Linked DNA regions of Homo sapiens: region 2 is linked to region 1. The links are chromatin loops, found by intact Hi-C in ENCODE. Cell type or tissue: HepG2. All regions are shown on one strand. Each heading gives the region's core, and the rest is flanking DNA. Links, peaks and the distances in the headings are about the cores only. Region 1 has its middle 80 kb from the start of TAB2-AS1. Region 2 overlaps UST (uronyl 2-sulfotransferase).

Region 1 (2,927 bases), core at 133-2,632:
TGTAGAAAATTACCAAACACAGTGGCCAAAAACAGCACAAATTCATTATCTTACAGTTCTGGAGGTCAGAAGCACAAAACGAGTCCTACAGTCAGGGTGTATTTGTCAGGGTTCTCTAGAGGGACAGAACATATATATATATATATGGGAGTTTATTAAGTATTAAATCACATGATCGCAAGGTCCCACAGTAGGCCCTCTGCAGGCTGAGGAGCAAGAAGAGCCAGTCTGAGTTCCAAAACTGAAGAACCTGGAGTCCAACCTTCAAGGGCAGGAAGCATCCAGCATGGGAGAAAGATGTAGGCTGGGAGACTAGGCCAGTGATTTCACATTTTCCTGCCTGCTTATATTCTAGCTGAGCTGGCAGCTCATTAGATTGTATCCACCCAGATTAAGGGTGGGTCTGCCTTTCCCAGCCCACTGACTCAAATGTTAATCTCCTTTGGCAACACCCTCACAGACACACCCATGATCAATACTTTGTATCCTTCAATCCAATCAAGTTGACACTCAGTATTAACCATCACACAAGGTGTTGTCAGGGCTGCCTCCTTTTGGAGGTCCTAGGGAAGTATCTATGTTTTTGCCTTTTCCAGCTTGTGGAGGCTACCTGCATTCCTTGGCTCATGGCCCCTTCTTCCGTCTTCAGAGCTGGCAGTGTTGCTGCATCTTCCCATCTCTCTCTGATTGGCCTTCTACCACACTCCTCCACATTTAAAGGAACTTTGTGATTACCTTGGGTTCCCCTGGATAATCTAGGATAATCTCCTTGTCTCAAAAATCCTTAATTTAATCATGTCTGCAGAGATCCCTTTACCATATAAAGTATTAGGTTGGTGCAAAAGTAACTGTGGATTTGGCCATTACTTTTCATTGCAAAACCCACAATTACTTTTGCACCAATCTAATATCATATCACAGGTGCCTGGGATTAGACATCTTTGGGAGGCCATTTTTCAGCCTACCACAGGCTCTTTAAGTAGTGCATATTCACAGATATTCAAATGTGCCTCTCTTTACTACAATAAAAATAAAAGATTACCCTTAAGTTAGATCATAAAATGATAAAAACGGAACCTACTTTTCATATTTATTCTACTGATTTCTCCCTTTAATCAATTATATAATGCCCTGGAAGAATAAATAATTACCTGATAACCTCAATGATTAAACAATCCCAATCAATAACAAATGTTTATTGAGCCCACATCATGGTTTAACAAATTTACCTTGCTTCGTTTTCCACACAGGAACCCCAGGAAGGCTGTAATCAGTACAACAGTCAGCTGCTGCCTTCACTTGGCAGTTTGCACTACGGTGTTAGGTCACTTAACAAAGGGTCAATTCAGAGGAGAAAAAAAAATCAATCCAATTGCTTGTTTGACTTTCACATAGGCAAAACAACCATTTGACTGATGGAGTCTTTCATTTTCGTGCAGTTATTTTAGCACCTTGTAACTACAAGCTAAGTGTGCCATTTACATAAACATACAGGAGTCTATTTACAGGGTTATCAAATGTTTTAATTCATCTGTGAAATCAACATTAACCACTCCCAACACTTTTATTTACCTATGGCACACCCAACTCTCACCGCCTCTCTATACGCCTTCCTCCCCCAACCTCCTGTATTTCTCTGTGAGCCCTGGGCAGAATTCTCCATCCAATCGAGTCTTTGTTATTTTTTTTATTTTTTTATTTTTTTATTGTTATTATTTTTTGAGATGGAGTCTTGTTCTGTCGCCCAGGCTGGAGTGCAGTGGTACGACCTAGGCTAACTGCAAGCTCCACCTCCCGGGTTCACGCCAGTCTCCTGCCTCAGCCTCCCCAGTAGCTGGGACTACAGGTACCCGCCACCACGCCTGGCTCTTTTTTTTTTTTTTTTGAGACGGAGTCTCGCTCTGTCGCCCAGGCTGGAGTGCAGTGGCGGGATCTCGGCTCACTGCAAGCTCCGCCTCCCGGGTTCACGCCATTCTCCTGCCTCAGCCTCCCAAGTAGCTGGGACTACAGGCGCCCGCCACTACGCCCGGCTAATTTTTTGTATTTTTAGTAGAGACGGGGTTTCACCATTTTAGCCGGGGTGGTCTCGATCTCCTGACCTCGTGATCCGCCCGCCTCGGCCTCCCAAAGTGCTGGGATTACAGGCGTGAGCCACCGCGCCCGGCCTTTTTTTTTGTATTTTTTAGTAGAGACGGAGTTTCACCATGTTAGCCAGGATGGTCTCGATCTCCTGACCTCATGATCCACCCACCTCGGCCTCCCAAAGTGCTGGGATTACAGGTGTGAGCCACAACCCCCGGCCAAGTATTCCCCCAAATGCCTATTATGTGCCAGGTACTGAGTTGGGTCCAAAAGCAACAACAACAACAACAACAACAACAACACAAAGGTGGCAGGATGCATAATGATGCTGACGTTTTTTAGCAAGAGACTCTAATGGTCCCCTAGTAGAGTGGGGGAGCTTGACAGGTTGGAGAACTTTCTAGGAGCTCAGGGAGCAGTCATTTGAGTGGCCTACTTGTAGTGTTCTTGGTTAGGCAAGAGTGAGGTGGGCAGGCACCAGGACTCCGGGGAAGCAGTACTAGATCTTACTGTGGTGTGTGAAACTGTACTTTACAAAAACATCTTGGGGATGCAGATCTGTTCACTGAGAATACACACAGGCAAATTTACAAAAGCTTCCCAGGCAGCTCTTCCTTTTTAAGGTTCTATTTTATTGGGAAGTTATCTAATAAGTTAGAGGGGTCTTTACTGAGGTCTGTTGGTAGAAGAGGAGCCCTAGGTTCCCGGGACATTATCAAGAAGGGATGAGGAGTTTGGACTGATGGTCTAGTCTCAACTCCAGCACCAACTAGATGGAGGGGAAAGAGATGGCCTTCTGGCACAGTGTATGGCAGAGGCTGCAAACCCCTCCAGACACAGCCCTT
Region 2 (2,927 bases), core at 329-2,828, 150 kb before region 1:
CTGCTGATGCTCAAGTGATCAAGACAGGGGTCCCAACTCCAACTCTCTGGTCACAATTTCCATCCCTCTCTCTTCATAACACACACACACACACCTGTGGAGAAGACAGTATGTCATAATGCAGTCAAATGCTCTACCACTGAGTTATCCCCCCATCTTTTTTTTTTTTTTTTTGAGACAGAGTTTCACTTTTGTTGTCCAGGCTGGAATGCAATGGCACGATCTCGGCTCACTGCAACCTCTGCCTCCTGGGTTCAGGCCATTCTCCTGCCTCAGCTTCCCAAGCAGCTGGGATTACAGGCTCCCACTACCATGCCCAGCTAATTTTTGTATTTTTGGTAGAGACGGGATTTCACCATGTTCATCAGGCTGGTCTTGAACTCCTGACCTCAGGTGAGCCACCTGCCTCGGCCTCCGAAAGTGCTGGGATTACTGGCGTGATCCACCGCGCCCGGCCTAGTATGTCATAATGATTAGAGCACAGGCTCTGAGATAGATAGCCCGCATGCTAGACCCCCTCCTCCACTTAACTGCATAACCAGAGGCAAGGTATAGCCCCTCTAAGCCTCAGTTTCCCCATCTGGATAAGATGCATAAATAATCTTATGTACTTCATAGGTTCTTGTGAGTCTTGCATGATCAATCCATGTAGAGTCCTTAGCCCAGCCTTACTATATGGTGAGTGTTCAGTAATTAGCCTGCCCACCAAGCCCATCACAGGAGAGACAGGGCTGTCCCTGAGAGAAACTGGACTGGAGGTTCTCTTTGTAACTTCTAGGTGAAAGAAAGAGGAAAAAATTGGAAGGAACAAATGAAGGAAATGATTATCCTTGACCTGTTTCACCAGTTACAGCTGATACATTACAAGGAAATCTCATGCCTTTAAGAAACAATATTTCTGTATTACTGACTTGGGCAGAGAGGAACGAACAATTATATTCCAGTCAATAGCCTGTTCCAGAAACAATTGCAAGGAATAAGTTAAGTGGAAATATTACTACAGTGACATGCTAAGGGGCTGGAAGACACACATAATCCAAGTTAATGAGGTTTTTATGCCTGAACTCTTACCAGAAATATTAGGGAGCTAAGACTTTTCACTAAATGAAACCCACTGTTGAGACGTTATTGGGGCCAACTACCCTTAACTTATGCTGAATATTGAATTTTGCTGACTGTTATATTCCATGTTATTTAATAGACATAGAATGATAATAGAGTTTTTTTAAGTAAGATTCCTAAGATTCAGCTCTTGAAAAACTGTTTTCCATGTGCAGAATTACGTACTTCAGAACACTAAATTAATGAATTAATAACCTTTGTCCAGCAGGTGGCGATGTCTCTCCATTTTCTCAAGAAAGTGCACTAGGTTCCCTAATAGACTTTGCTCTGCAGACGGGAGTTTACATAACGCTTGAACACAGATGTACAATTATGTCCAATTTGAGGCCTAAAAATGAGATTTTTGGATATGAAAAGGATTCCAAGTCCAATTGATTGCAGTAGTTCAAACTGCACTTTATGAAAGCCAGTGGAGACTAGGGGAAGAGGGTGGAGTTTTGCAATCAAATAAGTTTATGTGAGTTAAAAGTATATACATGTATATCTAAATTATATATAAAGTATATGTAATATATAATGTATATATTGTACGTTATATATTATATATAAATTATATGTAATATATAATGTATATATTGTATGTTATATATTATATATAAAATATATACATTATATTGTATACATTATATTATATTATATTATATATACATTATATATTATATATATAATGTATATATAATATATAATGTATATATTATATAGATACACCACTAACTCTGGCTTTAGTTTTAAAAACTAACATTTTAGAAAGCCTGAATTAAACAAATTCTCTCTTTCATTTTTAATTTCCATTTTTATTTTCCACTTCTATTGCTTCTGTGCTGCAGCAAAACTCAAAAATATTCTGGAAACTCCCAAGTATACAATGATGGTTAGGAGGAATTCAGATTAGCTATTTTTAGAAGGCAATTAAGTTGTTTTTAAAAACTCAGTTTTCATTGATGAAAACAGGACTCCAATTTGCTATTGGTTCATTTACCATCGATATTCTCTATAAAGATTTTTTTTTCACCAGCCATGTCCCAGGCTCAGATCCTAATAATGTCAGCACTGGATCTTGTGTGTGTGTGTGTGTGTGTGTGTGTGTGTGTGTGTGTGTGTGGTGTGTGCACCTACCCATGTTCAAACAACTAGACTCCTTATTATATAGCACTCATACATGATGCAATCATCTTAAGATCACAAAATCAGTAAGTTTCTAAGTCATAATTACTTGTATAACAATATGCAGTTATAAAACACTTTCATATAGATGATCTCATTTGATTCTTACACAAATCCCCTGAAGTTGAGGAAGACAATTTTTTTTTCTCATTTTCTAAACAAGGAAACCAAGGCTCAAAGAGGCTGAACAACTTGCTCACAGTCTCGCCAAGTCCTAAGGGACAGCACTGACATTCACGCTTCTGTCCCCAGGCCCATCACAAAACATAAATCTGTGATTCCTCTAAAACTCTTCTTTATATTTAATCATTAATTCAGAAGTTAGTGAGTACTAAGCATTCATAGTATGTATTGCCATTAAAGGCAAGAGCTTAAAAATAAAATCTAGGCTGGGCACTGTGGCTTATACCTGTAACCCCAGCACCTTGGGAGGCCAAGGCAGGAGGATCACTTGAGCCTAGGAATTCAAGACCAGCCTGAGCAACAGCAAGATCCTGTTTCTACCAAAAAAAAAAAATTAAAATTAAATATATAGTTTATCTCTGTCCAACGTATCTGTCTGTTCACTAAGAAACATGAGTTTAGGAATCATCATAGATGATTGTTTTTAAAAACTCAATTATCATTGATGAAAACAGGAC

Evidence for each region. A loop is a pair of places that touch in the nucleus more often than their neighbours do. Peaks named below come from ENCODE experiments on the same cell type or tissue, not always from the same donor. Only the 100,000 strongest peaks of a DNase experiment are listed, where the experiment ranks them.
Region 2: a loop joins it to region 1, with 11 times the contacts of the local background. A loop is called at or near these places in 2 of 110 quality-filtered maps.

What each region holds. Positions count from the first base shown.
Region 1 is chr6:149,175,881-149,178,807 of GRCh38, forward strand. No RefSeq gene overlaps it. Among named protein-coding and RNA genes, the nearest start is that of TAB2-AS1, 80 kb to the right of the region's middle. In HepG2, for the core only: no CTCF peak of the experiment used is centred there; a DNase peak (open chromatin) is centred at 1,321; H3K27me3 peaks cover 343 bases.
Region 2 is chr6:149,027,687-149,030,613 of GRCh38, forward strand. All of the region lies in intron 7 of UST (uronyl 2-sulfotransferase), which reads left to right. UST-AS2 (UST antisense RNA 2) reads right to left here. Exons shown (of 2, transcript NR_134599.1): 2 at 1-94. Among named protein-coding and RNA genes, the nearest start is that of UST-AS2, 3.5 kb to the right of the region's middle. In HepG2, for the core only: a CTCF peak has its summit at 1,337 (motif pointing right); a DNase peak (open chromatin) is centred at 1,355.